Linked DNA regions of Homo sapiens: all the other regions are linked to region 3. A link is a loop called in an ENCODE intact Hi-C map of the cell type or tissue named here. Cell type or tissue: HCT116. All regions are shown on one strand.

Region 1 (8,000 bases), 760 kb before region 3:
AAATTGAGAGCAGTTCATGAGAGTATCTTCACGAGAGGCTTTTCCATTCCTGTTATTGTCTAATCGGGTCTCATTTGAGTTTTAAGAAAACGGGGGACTGAAGAATGTGAACTTGACCAGGTGAAGGAGGAAAGGGAAAAGGAGCAAGTATTTCTGAGGCTTCATGTGTGTTGGGGTCTGTGCTTGGTGCTTTCTGTGCATTTTTTATTGCTGAATTTTTCTTTTCTTTTCTTTTTTTTTTTTTTCTTTTGAGACTGAGTCTTGCTCTGTCGCCAGGCTGGAGTGCAGTGGTGCGATCTTGGCTCACTGCAACCTCTGCCTCCCGGGTTAAAGCAATTCTCCTGCCTCAGCCTCCCAAGTAGCTGAGACTATAGGCATGTGCCACCACACTCCGCTAAGTTTTGTATTTTTAGTAGAGACAGGGTTTCAGCATATTGGCCAGGATGGTCATGATCTCTTCACCTCGTGATCTTCCCACCTCAGCCTCCCAAAGTGCTGGGATTACAGGCGTGAGCCACCGCGCCCGGCCTATTCTTGAATTTTTCACAGCAACACTATGGCAAAGGCATTACTATCTGCCCTCTGTAGGTGGAGAACTGTGAGTTAGGTGCCATCTCCATCTTACAGATGAGGAAACTGAGTCTCAGAGGTTGCGTGAGTTGCCCCAGGTCCCGCAGCTGTGACTGCTAGACTGGGTGGAGAAGCGAGGTCTGTTAGACCCCAGAGCTCATTCTCTTTCCGCTGCACCAGGCTTCAAAGGACCTCTGAACAGGCAATTAGTTTGGCTTCAGACCATCAGAGAGGCATGTGACAGTTCATGACCCCCTCAGTGGCAGCATTCCAAAAAGCACACAGAAAATCGCTAAGTTAAGGCTGCTTAAAGGGGATGTGGAAGGCTGGTGGGAGGCAGTCTCCCCCTTTTCCAGAAGATGTCAGCCACCTGTGCTGCCTGAAGCTCTGCGACTTCCTCCTCTCCTCCCCACCTGGGCTGTGGGCATCAGCTGGGCCTCTTGCATTGCTGCGTTCTGAGCGTGGCACTCTGGGAGGTCTAGTTTGTAGTCCCGGCTCCGACACTTGCCAACTAGGCTTGGACAAGTTACTTCATCTCTCTGAGCCTGCACTTCTTGGTCTGGAGGATGAACGTGATGAGACTCCCTGCCCTGCCCTGCCACCTCACAGGGTCTCTGTGAGGTTCAAATGACTTGTGATGGCAACACAGACAGTGTGCGTGGTTACTGTCATTTTTCCTTAGTCTAAGGGCACAGAATGGAAAGGTTCTCATTTTCCTCCTCCAATGAGAATTGGCACCCCAACAGCAGGCCCTGGGCCCTCGGCTGTGATGGAGGGGTGTCTCGGGGTAGCAGAACTAAGGTGAGGTTGCAAGGCTTCAAGTGTTGTTCTGCCTCTTCCATTTCCCCTGTCCTCTTCCTCTGTTCATCTCCCTCTCACCCCACTGTACTTCTCCATCCACTCTCTCCTGGAGCAGCCGTGTGCCCCCGTGGCCTCCGCCTGCCCTTGCTGGGCTCAGCCTGTCTCCCTTGGGCTCCAGGTCCATCTCTCCTCAGTTCCACCTGGACGTCTTCAACTCAGCATTTCCCAGAATGGGTGTATTCTCTCTCCTTGCCTCCACCGCAGCACTCCAAATTGGTCTCCCTGCCCAACTTCCCCATCTCTACCTTCTCATCTCCAGGGGTGGAGAGCTTGGACATTTCTTTTCCTAGTGATAATTTACATACTTGAACCCACTTAATCCTCCTCACAACAACACTATGAAGTCAGCATTATCATCATCCCTATTCTGCATATTAGGAAACTGAGGTGTGAAAAAGTTAAGTAACTTACCTGGGTCGCACAGCTAGGAAGCTGGGATTGAAACCAGGGCTGCCTGACCCCCGAGTTGGTGCCCTTACCCACTAAGCCATGCTGCCCGTGCCATCCACTTCATGGACAGGGCACTGTCTTTTTTTTTTTTTTTCTTGAGACGGAATCTTGCTCTTGTCACCCCAGACTGGAGTGCAATGGCGCGATCCCGGCTCACTGCAAAAGTTTCGACTCCCGGATTCAAGCGATTCTCTTGCCTCAGCCTCTCAAGTAGCTGGGATTACAGGCGCCCACCACCATGCTTGGCCAATTTTTTGTATTTTTACAACCCTCATGGTCAACATCAGCCATCGCCCATAACTATTCTTTGCCCAGTGCACATTTGTCTTTTGTCCCTAGTTGTACTTTGCTCCTTGAGGGTTACAATGGTGCCCTGGCCTTTGGGGTTCTTCCCATAGTGCTGGGCAGAGTTCATCTTTCCTCCTCTCCCTCCCATCTTGTTTCTCCTTTCCTCTTCCTCCTCTCCATCTTTTGAGACAATCTTCTTCTCATACTGACTGTCTCATCTGTCCCAAAGTTGGCGTTTGAGGTCAACTGCCCTCCCTGTCAATACCCCACTGGCGCACAAACTCAGGAGTAGTGCTGCGGTCACAGTGAAGGAGAAGACAGGAAACCTGAAAACCTGGCAGGATTCTGGGGCAGACACCAAGCCATCTTCATCTTTCAGTGTGCTCAGCACATGGCTGGTATTAAATTGAATTGACTTACCACTGGGCATTATGAAATTACACAATGAAGTATATTCATTGTGATGAGCCTGAGTCATCAAGAAAAGGTTATGTTATATGTTGCCAGGGAGGTGTATAATCTATTTCAGGAAAATTTATTTCCCAATTAGGCAAATTAAATACATTTTCTCCACTTGAAAAAAATTGGCTTAAAGCGATCTGGAAAATCCATTTATGTGCAACACTGTTTTCTGACAATGGCAGGTGGAGGAGGTGGCCTCTATATTGAGTATCCTTTGCTTATCTGTCTTTATATAAATGCATCCTTGGTTGTTTCACATGTGTGTTGACTCCCTGAATGGTCCTGAGGCTTCCCATGACAGAGGTGACAGTTTCTAGTGTCCCCTCCTTGCATGAGGCTTTGCATGCACCAAAGGCCCTTATCAAATGCTCATTGTCTGGCTGACCCTGCTTCCTCCTTCTTGACCCCTTGGGCTGGGATCTAGTGAGCTTTTGAAACTGCCTGGATGAGCCGTGTCTCTTGTCTTTTTCATTCTTTCTGCTGTTCACTCCCCTGCACCTCCTCCTTCCACACTGCCACTTCCACTTTGGCTGTCTGTGCACATTTGTGTGCATGTGAGGTGGCAAATGTCTGTCCCCACCACTGCCTCTTGGATTTGTGACATCCATCCTCTCTCTGTAATGCCCAGCTCAGAGCTGGCTGAGTACCCACTCAGGTATTTCCTCATGAACTATTCCACATGAGGTAAACATCTCTGAGTTCATCTGTGATCAGGTGACCAGCTGTCTCCGTTTGCCCACGACTGAGGGGTTTCCTGGAATTCAGGACTTGCAATTCTAAAACTGGGACAGTCCAGTTTGCCTGGCACAGTTGGTAACCTTATCTGTGGACATGCCCTTGGGTGCCTTTTCCTTGTGGGCAGCCCTAAAACAAGTTTTCTGTGTCATTAGTGTCCCTAGAATCCCCTCAGATGGCTGAGGTGGGACCCAGGCATCAGTGTTCTTAAAAGGCTGCCCACATGCTTCTAATGAACACCAAAGGCTGAGGAATCATTGCTGCCAAAGTAAAACCATGGTGTCAGGGGGTTTTCTTGACTCATCCCTTCCCCTGCTGATAGATGTTTTCTGGGTCACAGTGAAAGTGAAAGTGTCCTGACCATGTCCTATGTGACTGCATCTGCACCCACCCTGGGGCTCTGGAGACTTGGAGGGTGTGGTCCTGGGATTCCTGGGACCTCATCTGGCACCGACACAGCCCAGGTGTCACCCTGGTTCCTGGGCGTTCATCCTCGCTGGCTCTGGAGCCTTGTCTCCGCCAGGAGTTTCTGGTTTCCAGCATGCCATGGCCTCGGGTGACCAGAAGCCAGCTACACTGCCTCCTGGCCTGTGGTTCCCTTCCAGGAAGCTCTCCACCTTCAGTGCATACTTGGAGGACCACAGCTACAACGTGGAGCAGATATGGAGGGATATTGAGGACGTCATCATCAAGACCCTCATCTCGGCCCACCCCATCATCAGGCATAACTACCACACCTGCTTCCCCAACCACACACTCAACAGCGCCTGCTTTGAGATCCTGGGCTTTGACATTTTGTTGGACCACAAACTCAAACCCTGGCTGCTGGAGGTAGGGAAGTTTGGGCGAGGGGCGAAAACGAACTCCTGTTATTGGGGCCAGCCCGCTTCAAGGATTCCGCCCTCCTGGCTCACCTAAATTGTTTCAACTTCCCAGGCCACTTCCTCCCATGGTGCCTGCTGCCTGGGGCTTCTCTCTTAGCTGAGAAGTGGCCACCAGAGGGGGGTAGACAGCTGGGAATTAGAGAATTCCTTTGCCTTCTTGAGGTCCTCTTAGACAAGGAAGTGCTGATCTTAGGCACAGAGTGATTCTAAAGACAGCTCGATCTTTTGTAAGAGTTGTCTCCCAGAAAGGGGCGTTTTTCATCAAAGCTGGGTTGGCAACGTTCAGTATCAGACAGGAGCGGCGGTGCCCCACTCTTAGGGTCCTGGATTACTCAGTTCACACACACCAGCAGAGAGCGTCCTGGGGCCTGCTGCCACCGAAATGGATGGGGGGCCATGTAGTGAGTTTCCTGCCTCCCCTAGACCCATACGGCAGTGTGAGGAGGAGGAGAAGCTTTCCTGGTGACTGCCTCTCTTCCTGATAGAATTGTCCTCAGGAGCCCTCTCATGTGGCCCTTCAGGGAGCAAAGGGTGCTAGTGCCAGGTGCAGTGACACAGGTCAGACTCTGGGGTGGAGAACCCGAGATTACAGGTCAGATTCCTGCAGCTTTGCCCTTCTTCCATTCCCAGCCCTTGTAGGTGTGGTGGGAAGAGGGATGTGCCTGTTTGCAGCCCTTACCCAAAGAGCAGAATGAGCCATCAGGACCAAGCCCTTCAAAAACTTCTAGAAATCTGCAAATGTCACATGGTGCCTCCAAACAATACAGACTTTTCAGTGGGCGGGAATGAGTCCTCTCCTTCCTCCCACATGTCTCCCCTCCACCCTGGCCAGGCTCCTGAATGCCACTCCTCTCTACCTCCTATGTCCAAGCCTGTCCCTTTGGGAAGTACCCCTTCCATCCTGCTCTCTGGATGCCCAGTGCATATGAGAGAACACATGCACCCCAGATGGAGTGGAACACACACACCAAAGAGAGGGTAACCCTGATGCTCCCAAAGAAGAAAGGCCTGAGATAAAAGCTGGTTTAACTAGAGGGAGTTCTGCTGCCTCCTTTTTTCACTGTGGCTCTAGTCCAGATGCTCTCTCCCCTCCCTTTCATCTTGGTAGTGAGGGCCCTGAGGTGGGCTTTGGTAGTGCCCTGGAGGTGGCACCTCGGCCTCACTCTCTGCTTTCATTCTGGACGGCTTTGTCACCAGCTGCCAATCTTGCCCTCACAGGTCAACCACTCTCCAAGCTTCTCCACCGACTCTCGGTTGGATAAAGAGGTGAAAGATGGTCTGCTGTATGACACCTTAGTCCTGATCAACCTGGAAAGCTGTGACAAGAAGAAAGTCTTGGAGGAGGAGAGACAACGGGGGCAGTTCCTGCAGCAGTGTTGTTCTCGGGAGATGAGGTACATTCGCACTCCCCAGCCTTGCGGGGCTCTCTCTCTGACTCCCCTGCTCCCAATAAGAATGATCTGTCCTGGGCCGGGTGCAGTGGCTCACACCTGTAATCCCAGCACTTTGGGAGGCTGAGGCAGGCAGATCACCTGAGGTCAGGAGTTCGAGACCAGGCTGGCCAACATGGTGAAACCCCGTCTCTACTAAAAATACAAAAAAATTAGCCGGGTATGGTGGCGCATGCTTATAATCCCAGCTACTCAGGAGACTGAGGCAGGAGAATTGCTTGAACTTGGGAGACAGAGGTTGCAGTGAGCCGAGATCACACCATTGCACTTCAGCCTGGGTGACAGAGCAAGACTCCGTCTCAAAATAAATAAATAAAAGAATGGTCTGTCTTCCTCCAAATTATGACTCGACAGCCTACTAGTTATGTGGCCTTTCTGTCACTTCTCTGAGCCTCAGTGATCTTTCTATGAAATGGAGCTATGATACATAAGGTTGTTGGGCGAATGAAATGAGATAATGCATATAAAAGGCTTAGCATAGTGCCTGGCACTATAATATATATCGAAGGCTATTACAATCTTGCCTGGAGTTGGAGGGGGTCATTTTAACAAACGATAATCCCATTTGGAAAATGAGTTTATATTGGCAGAATGTAGCAGTTTGAATAGTTTTACTCTGAATATTCCTTTGTTCCTAGAAATAGGAGATTAAGTTACAGATATATAGCTATATATAATGGATAGAAATTAATTAATACTAAGTGAAGCTTTAGGAATTACCAGTATAAAAACAAGACCATTCCTTTTTTTTTTTTTTACTATAAAGAAAGATGTGTCTGTCCTTCTCCATGTTCCCCTGTTGCCAGGAGCTAACGTCTCCTGCTTCCTGTTGGGCAGCACTTGCCTTGTAACTGGTATTTCCATTCTGAAGAGTGATTCTAGTGTCTGGAGACTCTGAGCCTAGTCAAGGGGATCCTTTGTTGCTTTTCAGACCCCACTACAGCCCCCTGCACTCCTCATGGGCAGAACCAGTCTAATCCTTTGGGGTTGAGTTTCTGGAACTGATGCCATAAATAGCATTTATGTTTGGATGGCACAGTGTTTCTCAGGCACTTGCACTGTCTTCCCTGTAAGGAGCGGGTAGGTAGGTAGGGTGGAGTGCTGTGTGGCCTTGTTCTGAAAGCTAAGGAAATCAAGACTGCAGAAAGGGAACTGACTTCTACAAGGTCACCCTGCTGGTAAATGACAGCTCTGGACCCAGAGCCCAGTGAGTCTGCCGCCTGGGATTCCAGGATGCCTTCCACCATGCCCTGCCATCTCTAAACTCCTCGAGAAGGAGGCAGTGTCCTGTTGAGGAGCAGCTGTCAGGTTAAGGGCCTTCTCCGAATCAGTCTCCTCATTATTTGGCCCTGGATATTTCTGTGGCTCTGGGTTTCCCTGCTGTAAAAGGGGGCTTATCATTTCTCCCTGTCTGACCCCCACTTCCCCCAGGGGGCTGTGAGGAAGAATGAGATCATTGCAGCTCGTAAACGGTCATCAAGGTCATCCAGGAAGCCCTCAAATTCGGCAAAAGTGCAAGTTGCCACTCTCTAGAAAAGGGTAATCAGGGCTGTGAATGGGAAGGTGGCGACAGTCTGCCTAGTCAGAGCTAAGCCGAGTAGAAAATGGGTTTTACTTGGAACAGGACAGAATTTGGTGAGTTGTTAGAAAGACTGTGCTAACCAGCTTTTAGTGCATTATGACATTGGCTGTCCCAGGAGGGCTAGAATCTCCTTTCAGGGAAACAGTCATGCATTTATTTAGCAAATCCTGATTGACCGCCATTATGTGCAAGGCCTCCATCTGGCCCTAGACGACCTCCAGCTTGGACATATCCCTTCCAGGCTTTGTCCCAAGAAAACCTGACAGCAGCCCCATGTTCTGCTTCCCAACAGGATTGAGGAAGCCAAGGGTTTCCGGGCCGTGCAGTTAAAGAAAACTGAAACGTATGAGAAGGAAAACTGTGGAGGGTTCCGACTGATTTATCCCAGTCTGAATTCGGAGAAGTATGAGAAGTTTTTCCAGGACAACAACTCCCTCTTCCAGAATACTGTTGCTTCCAGGGCTCGGGAGGAGTATGCCCGGTAGGAAGACATCCGGGATGAGGTCGGTGGAGGGGTTCTGGGGATTGTGTGTGATCTATTGGCTGACTGGCCTGGAGTGGCAGGGAGAGTCCCCAGCCATGAAAGTTGCCAGAGCAACCAGGCGCCGTGGCTCACGCCTGTAGTCCTAGCACTTTAGGAGGCCAAGGCAGGTGGATGGCATGAGCCCAGGAGTTCAAGACCAGACTGGGCAACATGGCGAAACCCCATCTCTACAA
Region 2 (8,000 bases), 850 kb before region 3:
GATTGATGGACAGACTGTTCTCCGGAGCAGGACATAAGGGAAGCGGGGGAAACGGGGAAAGGGGAAGTAAGGATCTGATCTCATTTGGAGATCAGATGCAGCCTGAGCCCATGGGGAGCTCCAGAGCATGAAATACTCCCCTCATGGAGCAAGGGGACAAGCTTTTGCCCTCTTGGAGGAAGATAGTGCCAATTCTGATACGTTTATTTTCTTCTGTTTTTTTTTTTTTATTTTTTATTTTTTTAGAGTTGGGGTCTTTCTCTATTGCCCAGGCTAGAGTGCAGTGGTGCAATCATAGCTCACTGCAGCCTGGAACTCCTGGCCTCAAGCGATCCTCCCACTTTGGCCTCTCAAAGTGTTGGGACTACAGGCGTAAGCCACTGCGCCTGGTCTATTTTGCACTCCCACCAGCCAACTATGAGAATACCTATTTCCCACACAGCCTTGCCACAGAGTGTATGGTTGAGCCTTTGAATTTCTGCCAATGTGATTAATGTAAAATAGTCTCATAGTGTGGTTTTAACTTGCATTTCTCTTCTAAGTGAAGTTCAGCATATTTTCACATATGTAAAGGCCATTTGTAGCCCTTTTTTGTGTGAGTAAACCATCACCTAATGCCTTTTGCCCACTTTTCTAACAGGAAAGGATTATTTTTAAAAAACATGCTGCATTAATTAAAGGTACATGGTAATCTGCTATAACAAAGAGGCACCAGAATCCAGGGGCTTAGGTAAGATAGATCCGAAAGAAGATCATTTATTTTTCATGTAGCAGTAAGAGGTGAGCAGCCCGGGGTTTTCAGAGTGACTCTGCCATCCTCAACATGTGGCTTCCATCTCTGTGGCTAAGGTGGCTACACCAGGTGTTACCACTTCTCAATCAGCAGGAAGGAGAAAAATGAAGAGCAAGCAACTTTCTTCCTTCTAAGCATGGGATCTAGAAGTTGCACAGCTCCCTACTGCTCACCTTCCATTGGCCAGAACTTAGTTTCATGGCCACAACTAGTTGCAAGGAGGGCTATTAAATCCAGTCTTTGGCTGGGCCACCATGTATCCTACAAAAGCTTAAGGATGGGCTTTCCATTACTCTTTTTTTTTTTTTTTTTTTTTTTGAGATGGAGTCTCACTCTCTGTCGCCCAGGCTGGAGTGCAATGGCGCGATCTCTGGTCACTGCAACCTCCGCCTCCCGGGTTCAAGCGATTATCCTGCCTCAGCCTCCTGAATAGCTGGGATTACAGGCATGTGCCACCACACCCAGCTAATTTTTGTATTTTTAGTAGAGATGGGGTTTCACCATGTTGGCCAGGCTGGTCTCGAACTCCTGACCTCAGGTGATCTGCCTGCCTCGGCCTTCCAAAGAGCTTGGATTACAGGCATGAGCCACTGTACCCAGCATTTTTTTTTTTTTTTAAAGACAGGGTCTCTCTCTGTTGTTGCCCAGGCTGGAGTGTAATGGCATAATCATAGTTTACTGCAGCCCCAAAGCCCTGGGCTCAAGTGGTCCTCCTGCCTTGGCCTCCCAAAGTGCTGGGATTACAGGCGTGAGTCACCTCACCCAGCCAGTGCATCATTAAGTGACTTTCTCAAGGTCTCGCAGCCAGTTGATGGTGAAGACAGGATTCCTGTCCAGGAAGGAAACTCGAGTGAAGCAGGAATTGTTAGGGAGATAGGAGAGCCACAGGTGTTCTGGAAGCTCTCCTGGCTCCTCTTAGCATGCTCTGCTCCCTTGTCTCACCTGTACTCCCACCTGAAAGTTCCCCACCCACCCTGGCCTCATCATCTCAGCACTAATGTCTTCAGCTGAGACCACCTGAGAGGCAGGTACTGTGTCTCAGTGTCTGAGATCCTGGTCCTGGATATGCCTGATTCTCTGAATGGCTGGGTCAGGCCTCCCTCTTGTTTGGCACAGAGTTCTGGTCAGAGCATCACGTCCTGTTTTGTTTGGTTTGGTGTTCTTGAGGAGTTTATTTGGTCACACCCAGGGTGAGAGGGCCCTTCACCTGTAAGATGTCGGGCCTCTTGGTGGTGACACGTGGCTTGTTGCTGGCCACAGAGGACCCAGTGAGGCAGCAGGAACTCAACCTTGGAGTCATGGAGCTGTGTGACTGCTGGCCAGTTGCACTTGCTGGCTGCAGTCTCCTCCACCTTCATGATCTGGATGAAGTGGGCCCAGGTGCGGTGCTGGGTGCCCGCGTCTCGGTCTGCAGAAAACGGGAGAGGGCAGGGTGACTGCAATCACTGGGATCTGGGCATTTGACAAACCTCATATCAAGTACCTGGCACATTCTGTCAGGCACAGCAATTGCTTGGGAGCTCCCACTTGGGATTAACTGGGGGACTGGGTGACCATGAGTGGCGTAGAACCTCCAAAGTCACTTTGAGGGGCCCAACCACAGCCCCTCAAAGGCGACAAGATCTTCCTGTTTGTTCCTCTGTTTAAACCACTGCTGCAAGAAAAAGAGTCTTAAGTTTAAGTGCGACATGTCCTACTTTTGTTTTGTTTTTTTGTTTTATATATTTTATTTTTTGCTTTTTAGTTTTTATTTTTTGAGACGGAGTCTCACTCTGTCGCCCAGGCTGGAGTGCAATAATAGCATGTGATCTCGGCTCACTGCAACCTTCGCCTCCCAGGTTCAAGCTATTCTCCTGCCTCAGCATCCTGAGTAGCTGGTATTTCAGGTGCCCATCAGCACACTGGGCTATTTTTTTTTTTTAATTTTTTTTTTTGAGATGGAGTCTTGCTCTGTGGCACAGGCTGGAGTGCAGTGGCGCAATCTCGGCTCACTGCAAGCTCTGCCTCCCGGGTTCACACCATTCTCCTGCCTCAGCCTCCTCAGTAGCTGGGATTACAGGTACTCGCCACCACACCTGGCTAATTTTTTTTGTATTTTTTAGTAGAGACGGGGTTTCATCGTGTTAGCCAGGATGGTCTCGATCTCCTGACCTCATGATCCACCCGCCTCGGCCTCCCAAAGTGCTGAGATTACAGGCGTGAGCCACCGCGCCTGGCCTATTTTTTGGATTTTTATTAGAGATGGGGTTTTGTCATGTTGGCCAGGCTGGTATCAAACTCCTGACCTCAGGTGATCTGCCCGCCTCACCCTCCCCAAGTGCTGGCATAAGCCACCGCACCCGGCTTTGTTTTATTTTTGAGACGGAGTCTCTCTCTCTCTCTCACCCAGGCTGGAGTGCAGTGGTGCGATCATGGCTCACTGCAGCCTTCACGTCCTGGGTTCAAGTGGTCTTCACACCTCAGCCTCTCAAGTAGCTGGGACTACAGGCTCATGCCACCATGACCTGCTAATGTTTGTTTTTTTTTTGTAAAGATGCAGTCTCGCTATGTTGCCCAGGCTGGTCTTGAACTCCTGGCCTCAAGTGATCCTCCTGCCTTGGCCTCCCAAAGTGCTGGGATTACAGGCATGAACCACTGGGCATGGCCTGTTTTCTGTTTTTTTTTTTAAGAGACAGGGTCTCACTATGTTGCCCAGGTTGGAGTGCAATGGCTATTCACAGGTGTGATCATAGCTCACTGCAGCCTCAAACTCCTGAGCTCAAGCAGTCCTTCCATCTCAGCCTCCCGAGTAGCTGGGAGTACAGGTGAGCACCACCACACCTGGCTCACTTCCTGTTTTTTGAGTGGGAGTTTCACTATCTGGTCCCACCTGCCTCTCTAGCTGGGTCTTGACTGTTCGGTACTATGCATGCTCCAGCTTTGCCACACCTCTTGCTGGCCCTCAACAAGCCTGCATTTCTACACTGCCATTCCTTCTGCCCCGAATGCCTTTCCTCCCCAGCACTACATGGCAAACTTCTACACATCCTTCAAGGCCCATCTTGAATGCCACCTTCCCTGTGATGACCTCCCCTATTGCCCCAGACTTATTTCCTTGCCTTCAGTGCTCCCATAGAACTTGGTGCACATCTACTCCAGTAGTCATTGCACAGAACAGTAATCATTTGTTTATGTGTTTGCAGTCACTGCTACAACATGGTGACCTCCTGGAGAACAGGGACGTGTGGTGTTTCTCTTTGTATTTGTCTTTTGTTCCCAGAACAGGTAAGTACACGGTGCCGGGTATAGGTAGGTACTCGCTCAATAAATGTGAATGAGTGAACGAGTGGTGGGGTTGATCTTATCCTGAAAGAGGGAGCTCCCCACCTGCACTTTCCTGTAGCAATCTCTAGAGGGCAGTCTCACACCATGCTTGTCTTCTCTAGCCTCCGCCCAAGTTGCTTTTTTTCTACCATAGACAGCTCAGATAGATATGGGTGGGTGGATAGATGGATGGAAGGATGGACAGATGGACGAATGAACGAACGGATGGATGGATGGGTGGATGAATAGATAGATAGGGTGGGCATGGTTCACATGGGCTCTGGAGTTGACAAGCTCTGGGACCAGGGAATCCAACCAAGTCAGCCTAAGCACTGGAGGGACTGCTGGCCCATCCCTTAGACACAATGGCTTAGGAGCTAGGGCTTATTATTGAAACCTGGAAAAAAGTTATTGTTTTCAAAATAAAAAAGACAGTTGCAAAATGGCATTGGATAAATATTGAAATAAATGGCTACAAAACAAAATCTCAACCAACTGCAACTCAACTCAGTTTGTATATATAGTTTATGTATAAACCACATTTCAGGCAGGGCATGGTGGCTCACGCCTGTAATCCCAGCACTTTGGGAGGCTGAGGTGAGCGGATCACCAGAGGTCAGGAGTTTGAGACCAGACTGACCAACATGGGGAAACCCCATCTCTAATAAAAATACAAAAATTAGCCAGGCGTGGTGGCACTCCAGCCTGGGCGACAAGAGCGAAACTCCATCTCAAAAAGAAAAAAAAAATTCTGTGGGATGTCAGTGCATTTTAATATTTTTGACATGATGTGGGCACTCCTTAAAGTGTCAAGGGCCCTTGACTTCTTGGAAAGGCCCTGCAAGGAGCAAGCAGAATGGAACCCAATACTCCCCACCAGAGGGCTCAGGACTCTGTTCATTATAAGTCCCAGTGCTGAGTCTGAGGCTGCAGGTCCAGTCCCTCTTCCTGCTGAGGGCTCTGGAGCCAAGCCCACGAAGATAACATTCAGTAACACAGGCTGCCCTCAACCACAGTCTTTCCTAATCTCAAGGTAAGATGGGAGAGGGGTGGTGGTATTTCATTTACTTAAGCTCCTACATGGGGGAGATACTGAATAGGAAGAGGCTGTCTCCTGGGACTGCTGGCTCGGGGGTGGAATGGACAGGAGACAAGAACAGAACCAAGTGTCGTGTACGCATGCCTGTAGTCCTGGCTACTCAGGAGGCTGAAGGTGGGAGGATCACTTAAGCCTGGGAGATTGAGGCTGCAGTGAGCCGAGATTGCACCACTGTACTCCAGCCTAGGTGACAGAATGAGAGCCTGTCTCCAGAAAAAAAAAAAAGTCAAGATTCAAGGGCATCTGATGTCAAACCTAGTGCTCTTAATCACTACATCATAATCATACCCTCTTTCAGAGTGACCTGCCCAATTTCACAAAGCTGTTAATCAGGTGGCAGGGAAGAACACGTATTGAGTGCTTACAATCAGCGTGTGTCAGGCGCTGCTCTAAATGCTCTACCCATTTTAACTCATCTAGCTGTAGCAGAGACTATAATTGTCAATGCCATTTTACAAATGGGGAAACCAAAGCCAAGAGCGGTTGAGTGACTTGTCTAAAGTTGCCACCAGACAGTCTAGTTCCAGAGTCTGGGCTCTTCACCATGATGACCTACTAGCCTGTCTACTTTATGGAGGGACAAGGTTTGGGGTTGTCAAAACTCGGGGTCAAAAATGACAGGACAAATGGAATAGAGGATGGGCAGGATGGATGCAGGGGTATGTGAGGTATGTGAAAGAGGTGAAACATGAAGGAGAACCCAACCACAGATGTTCACAGATGTTCTCTGCTGTTTCCTCAGTAGGAACTCAATGCTGAGTTCCTATCGAAACTACTGACAGCATATCTCCCCAAATATCATTTCCTTAAAAGGCATTTTGTCAGTGTCCTTTTTTTTTTTTTTTAAGAAATGGCGTCTCACTTTGTTGCACAGGCTGGAGTGCAGTGGTGTGATCTTGGCTCACTGCAACCTCAGCCTCCCAGGTTCAAGCAATTCTCCTGTCTCAGCTTCCTGAGTAGCTGAGATTACAAGCACTTGCCACCACACCCAGCGAATTATTGTATTTTTAATAGAGCTGGGGTTTCACCATGTTGGCCAGGCTGGCCTCGAACTCCTGACCTCAAGTGATCTGCCCGCCTTGGCCTCCCAAAGTGCTGGGATTACAGGCCATGCTCAGCCTGTCAAAGTGTCTTACTTAGCAAATACAGCTGCTTTGCAAACAGGGGTTCCTTTTTCCCTTGTGACTAGGGCCACTGTTCTGCCAGAATGGCTATCTAGTCCTCCAGATAGGGTTAGGAGCCACTTTGTTGAGAAGGATATGAGCAAGATGGCTGTGCAGGGGGAATGACTGGTGTGGACTTCATCAGAGATTGAATTAAGTGATGGAAAGGGAACGTTCCATGGCTCTCGTCCCTAATAGAAATCTATTCAGGGTCTTTGGCATCAGCACTAGGTTTCCTGACTCAAAGGGAAGTCATAAGGACAGGTTTACAGAGGTAGAATGATCCCATTTGGAGAAAGGAGAACTGGAAAGAGACACAGAGCATCTGTAATTAAGTGCAAGAGCTCTGAAGTTGGACTGCCTGAATTAAAATCCCAACTCTGTAGGCAGGGCATGGTGGCTCACACCTGTAATCCCAGCACTTTGGGAGGCTGAGGCTGGCAGATCGCTTGAGCCCAGGAGTTTGAGACCAGCCTGGGCAACATGGTGAAACCCCGTCTCTACAAAAAATACAAAAATTCTGGCAGAGCGCGGTGGCTCATGTCTATAATCCCAGCATTTTGGGAGGCCGAGGTGGGTGAGACCAGCCTGGCCAACAAGGTGAAACCCTGACTCTGTCTCAAAAAAAAACAACAACCAAAAAACACAAAAATTCACTGGCCATGGTGGTGCACACCTATAGTCTCAGCCACTCAGGAGGCTGAGGTGGGAAGATTGCTTTAGCCCACAAAGTAGAGGCTGCAGTGAGCTGAGATCATGCCACTGCACTCCAGCCTGGGCAACAAAGCAGGACTCTGTCTCAAAAAAATAAAAAAATCCCAACCCTGTATGACCATGCGTGATTTACTCAACCTCTCTCCGTGACCCATCTGTGAAATGGATTTATTCATAACTTTGTTAATTATCACATATTAACGATTAATGTTTTGTTGTGGGGGTTAAAATCATCAAATATGAAGTGCTTAACACAGTGCTTACCATATAAGCACTCAATGCCTACTTTTTTTTTGTGAGACGGAGTCTGGCTCTGTTGCCCAGGCTGGAGTGCAGTGGCGCGATCTCGGCTTACTGCAAGCTCCGCCTCCCGAGTTCACGCCATTCTCCTGCCTCAGCCTCCGGAGTAGCTGGGACTACAGGCGCCCGCCACCATGCCCAGCTAATTTTTGTATTTTTAGTAGAGATGGGGTTTCACCATGTTAGCCAGGATGGCCTCGATCTCCTGACCTTGTGATCCACCCGCCTCGGCCTCCCAAAGTGCTGGGATTACAGGCGTGAGCCACTGCGCCCAGCCTATTTTTTTTTTTTTTTTTTTTTTATTGAGATGGAGTTTTGCTCTTGTTGCCCAGGCTGGAGTGCAGTGAGTGGTGCGATCTTGGCTCACTGCAACCTCTGCCTCCTGGGTTCAAGCGATTCTCCTGCCTCAGCCTCCCGAGTAGCTGGAATTACAGGTGCGCGCCACCGCACCCGGCTAATTTTGTATTTTTAGTAGAGACGGGGTTTCACCAGGTTGGCCAGACTGGTCTCGAATTCTGACCACAGGTGATCCACCCATCTCAGCCTCCCAAAGTGCTGGGATTACAGGCATGAGCCACCGCGCCCGGCCCAATACCTACTATTTTATCCAAATTAAAAGGAGATGTTA
Region 3 (8,000 bases):
TGTGCAGTAAGTGGCGTGATCTCGGCTCACTGCAAGCTCCACCTCCCGGGTTCACACCATTCTCCTGCTTCAGCCTCCTGAGTAGCTGGGACTACAGGCACCCACCACCACACCAAGCTAATTTTTTGTATTTTTAGTAGAGACGGGGTTTCACCATGTTAGCCAGGATGGTCTCGATCTCCTGACCTCGTGATCCGCCCACCTCAGCCTCCCAAAGTGCTGGGATTACAGGTGTGAGCCACCATCCCCGGCCAATAGAAATTTCTTGAGCTCCTTAAAAACATACATCCCTCTATCATTACATCATTTTATACATTAGGAAACAGGCTCAAAGTTTCAAGTGACACGCCGGAGGTCTCTCACACAGCTAGGGAGTGGCAGGGCCAAGATCTAAAACCATGTGAATAGTTCCAGAGGCCATGCTGTTTCTATGGCACTGTACTGGACTGCCTGGGGCACTAAGGAATGCCTCCTGCAGATTTCTGGGACCCAAAAGGGAGTGGGGTAACGCCAGGTTTTGGGGAGCCAGAAGCATATACAATTTGGTGAACCCTCTTGAAGGAAAACTTTACACAAACACACACAAAACTATAAATGCAAAACAAGATGCAGGGCTCTGGATGGCTGTGCAAAGGAGGATGCCTGAGGTGTAAGCTTCACAAGCTTCCCGTCTCTGCCTCTGAGGAACTCAGTTTCCTGCCAAGAAAAACTGGGGAAGCGCCAGTCGGGAGGCAACGCCTAAACTGGAGCCTTGGCCTGGGATGCTCTTTCTTTATGGATTACAGGACCCCTGGTTAGGGAGCTTGGGACAGGGGGTGCTCAGCCCAAGGATGGGGACTGGAAGAGGCTCCCAAGAAATGTTTGTCATTTCCAGTGATTTAGTAACAAAGAGAAACAAAGCTTCTGCCTTGGAGGAGTCTCAGTGGGTAAGGAGGTACACTCAGATCCTGTCATCTTTGTCCTGCCGCAGTGACAGGCCCTCACGCCCATGTACCCTGTACATAACCCCAAGGCCTCACGAAGGAGCGCCTGCTCTCTGAGAAAAGCTACAATATTTGGGTCTATCAAAAGGGAATTTTTTTGTTTGTTTCTTTGTGTGTGTGTGTGTGTGTGTGTGTGTGTGTGTGTGTGTGTTTTGAGATGGAGTCTCACTCTGTCGCCCAGGCTGGAGTGCAGTGGCGTGATCTTGGCTCACTGCAACCTCTGCCTCCTGGGTTCAAGCAATTCTCCTGCCTCAGCCTCCCGAGTAGCTGGGATTATAGGCGTGCGCCACCATTACCGGCTAATTTTTTTTGTATTTTCAGTAAAGACGGGGTTTCACCATATTGGCCAGGCTGGTCTCGAACTCTTCACCTTGTGATCCTCCCACCTTAGCCTCCCAAAGTGCTAGGATTGCAGGCGTGAGCCACTGTGCCTGGCCTAAAAGGGAAGATTTAAAAAAAAAATTTTTTTTTTTTAGACAGAGTCTCACTGTGATGCCCAGGCTGGAGTGCAGTGGCGCAATCTTGGCTCACTGCAACCTCTGCCTCCCGGGTTGAAGCGATTCTCCTGCCTCACCCTCCCAATTAGCTGGAATTACAATGTGTGCCACCATGCCTGGCTGATTTTTGTACTTTTACTAGAGACAGGGTTTCGCCATGTTGGCCAGGCTGGTCTGGAACTCCTGACCTCAGGTGATCCACCCGCCTCGGCCTCCCAAAGTGCTGGGATTACAGGCATGAGCCACCGTGCCCAGCCTTAAAAAAAAAAAAAAAGGGAGGAAGTAGGGGAGAAGGTAGATGCTGATTTTTGGAGTTTCATTTCTTTTATGCAGGGCATGACCCCATGCCATAAAATAACAGTGCAACAAGATAAGAACCCCCAGGGCCTCTCTTCCTAACTCTTTTCACAGGGAATCCAATCCTATACCCAGAAAGTGAAGTGAACTTTCAAGAGCTCTGAGTTTTGAGAGTCCCTGCTTTTGACAACCTGATCATCCTAGACCAGACTGTTCTTATCCAGTTTCAAAGATTTTGCCCAGGGATGACAAAGCATGTGGACCACTGGGTTGAAGCATCAAAGAATCAGAGCTGAGGGCTCTCCATGCTGAGGGAGAGTTCTGACTTGAGGGCTATCAGTGGGAAGGGACCTGGAAGGTGGAGATGTTGCAGGATGCCTTCGGAGAGGGAAGAGGCTTGGCAAGGAGAAGGGGCGGAGGGGAGGATTGTGCCACTGATTTGCCTCCTGGTTTTTCCTCTCATCTTGTAGTGTGATTCTGGAGAGTGACCCCCAGCAAGTGATCCAGAAGGTGAATTTTAGGGTAAGAGTCTTCCTGGACACCTCCTCTTTTAGGCTGCCCTTCCTGTCCTCCCTGGGAATAGGGCTGCTAGGGCCTAGATGGTAGAAGCCCAAGCTCCTCTAGCAGAAGCCAACCACTGGGCTGACACACTTGTTAGGGGTGAGATGAGCAGCAGTTTCTGGGTGGGATGCCAGTTAATGGAAGAAATCTTCCTGTCCTCTCCCCGGCTAGGAGCACAAGTACCTCACCTCTTTCCTGGTAGGAAGTATAGACTGGGGAAATAAATACATCTTCAAAGAGGCACTAGGTGGCTGCCTTGGCCTTGAGGTTGGGGGTCAGGGGTATGGATAGAACCTCCCTGCCTTGTTTGGCTTTCTCATGTCTGGATGAAACCTTTCTTCCCATCTTTCTTCCCATCTTCCCTCACCCTCCACGCACCATAGCACAATCCCAGAGGTCCTGGCTTCCAAATGACAGGCTGCAGGACTTCTATTAACCAGTGACACAGGTGCAGCTCTGAATCACCCTAACCACTGCACCACCTCACCCATACCCCCAAGCCCCTTTCCTTCACCTCCCTGACCCAGGACCCTCATGCTGGCCCTACCCCACCCCTTGACTCTGCTTCCTTACAGGCAGATGATGGCGGCTTGACTGAACAGAGTGTGGCCCAGGTAGGCCCCCCTGCATCTGCCTTGGCTAGAAATGGTCTAGAGAGATACGGGGAGCAGAGCATCCTAGAGCATCCTAGGGGGACCCAGTGAAGTTATCAAGTCTGAAAAATCAGGGGTGAGAAGGGAAGGGATGAGGCAGTGACAGGTCATATCTTGGAAAGACTCACTGGAGGCCTCCGGGCTCTCCAACTCAGGGGAGCTGGGTACTAATGGATGGATGGGCATGTTACCATCAGCCCACCTCATCTCCTGGCTTGGTTTAGTTGGATTGAAACTAGGATGAGCTGCCTACCTTGGAGATGGCTGGGTCACTTGTGCACCCCAAAAATCTGGGAACTCAGGCCTCTGATGCGCCCTCTACCGAAACCTGGAAAGGGTACCAAATAGGAGTTTGGCTCTTAACCCCTGTCCTTGCCACTTAGGGTGCACACTGGGATTGTTAAGGGACTCTCAAACCCATGATAGGATCTGACTTTCCCCACTCATCACTTGTCACCTTACCCCTGAGTGACCTGGCTATGGAAGAACCTGCCACAACCCTGCATGGTCTTATCTGGAGGTGCTTGCAGAGCGTAAGGCCAGGGGGAGGTTCCTGGCTCTGAAGCCTGATCAGTTCCCCAGCTGCACAAACTTCCTGCTAGTTCAGGACGACTGTCTTGACCTCTCTTCTGTCCACCTGCAGGTCTCTCTGCTCAGACTAATCCTGCTTGTATGGAACTTCCCGCCCTGGCGCTAACTCCTCGTGCTGTGGTGGCCCTACCGAGATGAGCCTGTGCTGTCTCGTGTGGAGTCCCAGGTGTGGCGCCCATTTTCCTGCACTGCCCTTAGCGCTCACTCTGCTTCGCCCTCCCCTCTGATTCCCCATGTTTCCTCATACCATGCTGGAATGAATGCAGCTGCAAGGCAATTTTTAGAGTGGAAAGAGGGTAGGGAGTAATAAGCAGAGCAGATAAGAACACAGGTGCTCATGGGAGTCATCCCAGGGTACGTGTTCTACCTTACCACCTAAAGCTGGGTGACCTAGGGCAAGTTACTCAACCTCTCTGGGCCTCACATAATAACAGGACCCTCTTCATGGAGTTATGAGAATTCAATGAGCCAATGCGTGACAAGCTCTTAGTAGGGCTCCAAGCCAGTTAACACATGCTGAATAACCATCAGTATTTCTCCAAAGGGAGAAAGAATGAAAACATAGCATTTTTGATGGAATTCTTGAGTAAAAACAAAGGAAGCTACAGGTAGCCAATGGGGGATAAAATGAGGACAAAGTTAGATTCTGGCTAGGAGAATCAGGGGAACCCTAAGCCACTGTCCCCAAGAGAGGAGGGAGACTGTGCAGGAGGAGGAGACACAGCGTTCCCTCCTTCTCTAGAGGGGAATAAGGCTGAGTGGCTGGAGGGACAATCTGAGGGACACACCTGAGTCCTGTCCCCCTCTCCTGCTTTGGTATTGTGCATGCACGTGTGCACTTATATGGATTTGTGTAAGCACTGGGCTGAGACTTTCCACCAGGCATCCCACCGCAGGGTCTGGCTGGCCACCCTTTGCCAGCTATGCCACATCAGCAGTGGGTTGCGGTGGGGTGTTGAGGACACATTGCCAGCCATGGCCAGAGCTAGGGGTTTGCTGAGGCGTCTGAGCACAGGGAGTGTCAGGCCTGGGCCCCGTCTCCGCCTGGACGTGGCACTGTGGGCGGGAACTCTCATGGCATGACAGCGGGGAGACAGGCTGCTGCCACACCCACGCTGCAGATGCAGGAGCCAGAGGTCTGGGCAGGCTTGGGCCTGAGGTGGGAGCTGGCTGCAGCCGGTTTGGTCTGCGCTTTCTGACTTGGAGGGTTGGCCGCGTTTAAGCCAAGTGGAGACAAGCTGCTGCCACCTAGTGACCGGTGGTTGCAGGGGCGCTTCGGCAAGGTGGGCTGTGGACCTCCCCATGACTGTGTATGGAGGCATTTGACATTCTCAATTCTCTCTCAACCTCCCCCACCCCACCCCAGGTTCTTCAGTCTGCCAAGGAACAAATTAAATGGTCGTTATTGAAATGAAGGCTGTGGATTCAAGGCTCCCTGCCCCCCAGATCATTTCCCCAATCCTGGCAAAAGCCCAAAGATCCCAGGGTCAGGAGAGACCCCTCTGTATCCCCAGGTCCCTCCCAGAACTGACTCCTAAGGTCTCCAGCCAGGGCTTCTGAGATGCAAAGGTTTGGCCTCAGGAGAGTCACCTTTTCTCACGGCCCTGGCCTTAACTCATATCTTAGGCATTCCTGGCCCCAGGGCCCTAATAAACCTGCTTTTGTCTTCTGCCAAGGGTCTCCTTCTCTCTTGGCCTAGGAAGTGTGTGTGTGTGTGTGTGTTCATATAAGGGCTCCTGCACTTTCTGTGGCTCATCGTGGGGATATCCAGTACCAGGGTGGGGCGTGTCCCTGTGGTTGTGTGATTGGGCAGAGATGTGGGACAAGGGAAAGGGGACTATTTAACACCATGAGGGGGTGCGACGCTGATACCACGGAGCCCCATGTGTGGCGCATACTGCCAGGTAGGGGAGAGCAAAATATGGTACCCCTATTTTGCAATGCAGTACATACATGGTAGCTCCGCTGGGGATTCCTTGAGTCATTTTTTCCATTCCCAAACTCCAGAAGGGAAGAGAGGTAAGGCTTCCTCTGAACAAACCGAGAAACAGCATGGCTATTTTTCTTGGCATGCCTGGAACCGTGGAATTCCTATCCTGGCATACATCCTGGGCACTACAGCTCTCTGCAAGCTTGCGGGTGGTGGGGGCGAGGAAGCATCGCCAGCCCCCACCGTGCACATGTGTCCTGAGCACCCTGTGCGCTGCAGAGGGTGTGAAGAATTGCAGGTCCGGAGGGACAGGAGGGTGAAAGGGTGTCGCAGGGACAAACGGGAAGGGTGGAGATTGTATAGCCTTTCTGGGCGACACGACTTCCCTTCTCTGTCGCCGTCCCAGAACCTGTTTTCTCCTTTCCACTCTCTGACGCGTACACTTTCTGCGTCCCTGTAAATGCGTCCCTGAGCTTGTCTAGCGTTGCGTCCCGGGACAGCTCGTTTCCCTCGATCCTTTGCGGACTGCAGCTGGTGGCTCACGTTCCACCCCGGCTCCACCCCGGCCCCGCCCCTGGAGTGCGCTGAGCACTGCGGGAAGCCCCGCCCCAGGAAAGCCCCGCCCCAGGAAAGCATCCGCGATCCTATGGTGCCACCTGCAGGGACCGGCAGGAAACGCGCTCCCGCCGGACCGACCTGCTGACTAACTCCGCCCCCAGGGCGGACCCGACTCCGGCTCCTGAGAGTTACTGGTTGGTTTCCGACGCCGGCGACAGGACGTTGCCCTAGCAACCTGCACGCGTGACCCACCCTGCTAGTGCTGCGCCAGCGTGGGCACAGGAATTTCAGCGAAGGAGGGAAAGTGGCGAGCCGTGGACCTTAATAGAAGTTGTCCCTGCGGCTTTCAAGTCCTACATTATAAAACTGTTTAAGATTGGACATTTATAACGGGCTTGACTACTTCTGCAATTAGAGAAAATGATATAGTTATGTAAACATTTACATTGTAAGCGCTGAGTACGTAACCCGTCCCAGTAAATAATGCAAAATGGCAACTCTTGGAAGGGGAGAAAAAAAAAGAGTATTCGGTTAAATTCCGTGGAGTTCAGGGGCTAGTATGGCGACAAGAAAGGAGACATTTTCCAGAAATATTTTGGCAAATATGCGGCCACACCCAGGGCTTGGCTTCCTCCACCACCCTTAAGCGACCGCAAGGAGGGACGGGCAAATGCGCTTCTTAGCAACGCGGTCGCGCCCGCCTCGGCCCTGCTATTCCAATGTAGCAGGGACGGGAATGTAAAGGGACAGGCAGGAGGCTGGGCCCTTCACACAAACTGGCTCACCGAATCCTGTGAATTACGCGATGCTCTCCCCATTTTACGGAAGGGAACACTGAGCCTCAGGTTGACGTGTTTGGTGTAGTTTTCGCAGGGCGGGGCTCCGGATGGGGAACTGCTGGGGACAAGTGGCTTTCTCGCGCATCCCTGCCCTAGGCCCATCCGAACCCCTGGCCCACACAGTAACCGTACTAGGTTAAAAGGAAGGGGCTGAGGGGGCATGGCAATGCCGAGAGGCGACCGGAAAGGTGTCCTCGCCCGCGATGGCTGAGGGATTGTGGGGAGCGGCGCGGCTGCGAAGCAGCCGACGGACCCACGCCGCGGCGGAGAGGACAGCGCAGAGCGGGCTGCGCAGCACTGCCAGAGGACCCGGGAGGGCCGGCAAGGAAGGGCGCTGCCCCTTCCAGAGGACCCTGAGTTTGCAGGCCCAGCTTTCCGGGGGCTGAGGCGGAGACCCCGCTGGGGGTGGAGGGCCGCCGGCTGCTGTGCCCCCAGCTCCCACGTGGCGCCCGCAGCTCGGCAGAGCCGCCAGGATGACAAGCCTGGCCTGCCGCCCAGAGTCCTGCCCGCTGGCACCGGCTTCCTCCAGACTGCCTCATTAGCGCTGCCACAGGCCGGAGCCGGCGGGCGCGGAGGGGAGCGCGGAGGACTGGTTTTCGGGAAGGGCGGCCGGCGGTTCCGTGCGGGAGAGCAGCCAGGGCCTGCCTTCCAGTGTCCTGCCATCCCCAGGGCCCCTCTGCATCTTTCTGCATTCCTCCACCCCCTTGCCCTCGTGGGCGACCCTGCGGGCCCCAAGTGTATAAGGGAAGGGGGCCTCAGGGCCTCTTCTTTCCTCCAGCAGAATGGGCACCGGGGCACGTCTGAAACCCAGACCCCAGGAGCCAGGGCCCAGCCAGACGGCACGCACAGAAACACCGGCCCGGGGGCTCTGGCACGGAACAGGACGCCAGCAACAAGCAGAGCCAACTGGGGGCGCAGAGGTAGCGCGGCCTGGCCCTCGGACCCCTTTTATACCACTTAGAGCCCCGCACGCCCCCTGCCTTCCGGCTATTGGCTGGCAGGAAGGCGGGGCTGCTCGGGTTGGCTGGCATTCAGGCGGTGATGGATGGCTCCCCGCTGGCGGGACCGCAGCCGGGCTGGGCGCTTTGCAG

The links. Peaks named below come from ENCODE experiments on the same cell type or tissue, not always from the same donor. Only the 100,000 strongest peaks of a DNase experiment are listed, where the experiment ranks them.
Region 1: a loop joins it to region 3, with 4 times the contacts of the local background. A loop is called at or near these places in 3 of 110 quality-filtered maps.
Region 2: a loop joins it to region 3, with 12 times the contacts of the local background. A loop is called at or near these places in 6 of 110 quality-filtered maps.

What each region holds. Positions count from the first base shown.
Region 1 is chr17:48,787,575-48,795,574 of GRCh38, reverse strand. It overlaps TTLL6 (tubulin tyrosine ligase like 6), which reads left to right. Exons shown (of 16, transcript NM_001130918.3): 9 at 3,972-4,197; 10 at 5,469-5,644; 11 at 7,576-7,764. Among named protein-coding and RNA genes, the nearest start is that of TTLL6, 26 kb to the left of the region's middle. In HCT116, a CTCF peak has its summit at 4,361 (motif pointing right); a DNase peak (open chromatin) is centred at 4,364; H3K4me3 peaks cover 124 bases.
Region 2 is chr17:48,875,321-48,883,320 of GRCh38, reverse strand. It overlaps LOC105371814 (a long non-coding RNA gene), which reads left to right. Exons shown (of 4, transcript NR_135674.1): 3 at 3,976-4,057. It overlaps LOC124900395 (small nucleolar RNA SNORA68), which reads right to left and starts at 2,481; the gene lies at 2,354-2,481. RefSeq lists an enhancer at 4,130-4,229. In HCT116, CTCF peaks have their summits at 4,181 (motif pointing right) and 4,970 (motif pointing right); DNase peaks (open chromatin) are centred at 4,200 and 4,970.
Region 3 is chr17:48,023,424-48,031,423 of GRCh38, reverse strand. It overlaps COPZ2 (coat protein complex I subunit zeta 2), which reads left to right. Exons shown (of 9, transcript NM_016429.4): 7 at 2,248-2,299; 8 at 2,914-2,952; 9 at 4,949-5,257. The coding sequence ends at 4,996. Among named protein-coding and RNA genes, the nearest start is that of MIR10226, 5.5 kb to the left of the region's middle. RefSeq lists silencers at 3,431-3,697, 6,922-7,051 and enhancers at 4,081-4,637, 4,638-5,196. In HCT116, CTCF peaks have their summits at 4,855 (motif pointing left) and 6,166 (motif pointing left); DNase peaks (open chromatin) are centred at 4,773, 6,243, 6,763, 7,923 and 3 weaker places; H3K4me3 peaks cover 3,618 bases; H3K27ac peaks cover 3,349 bases.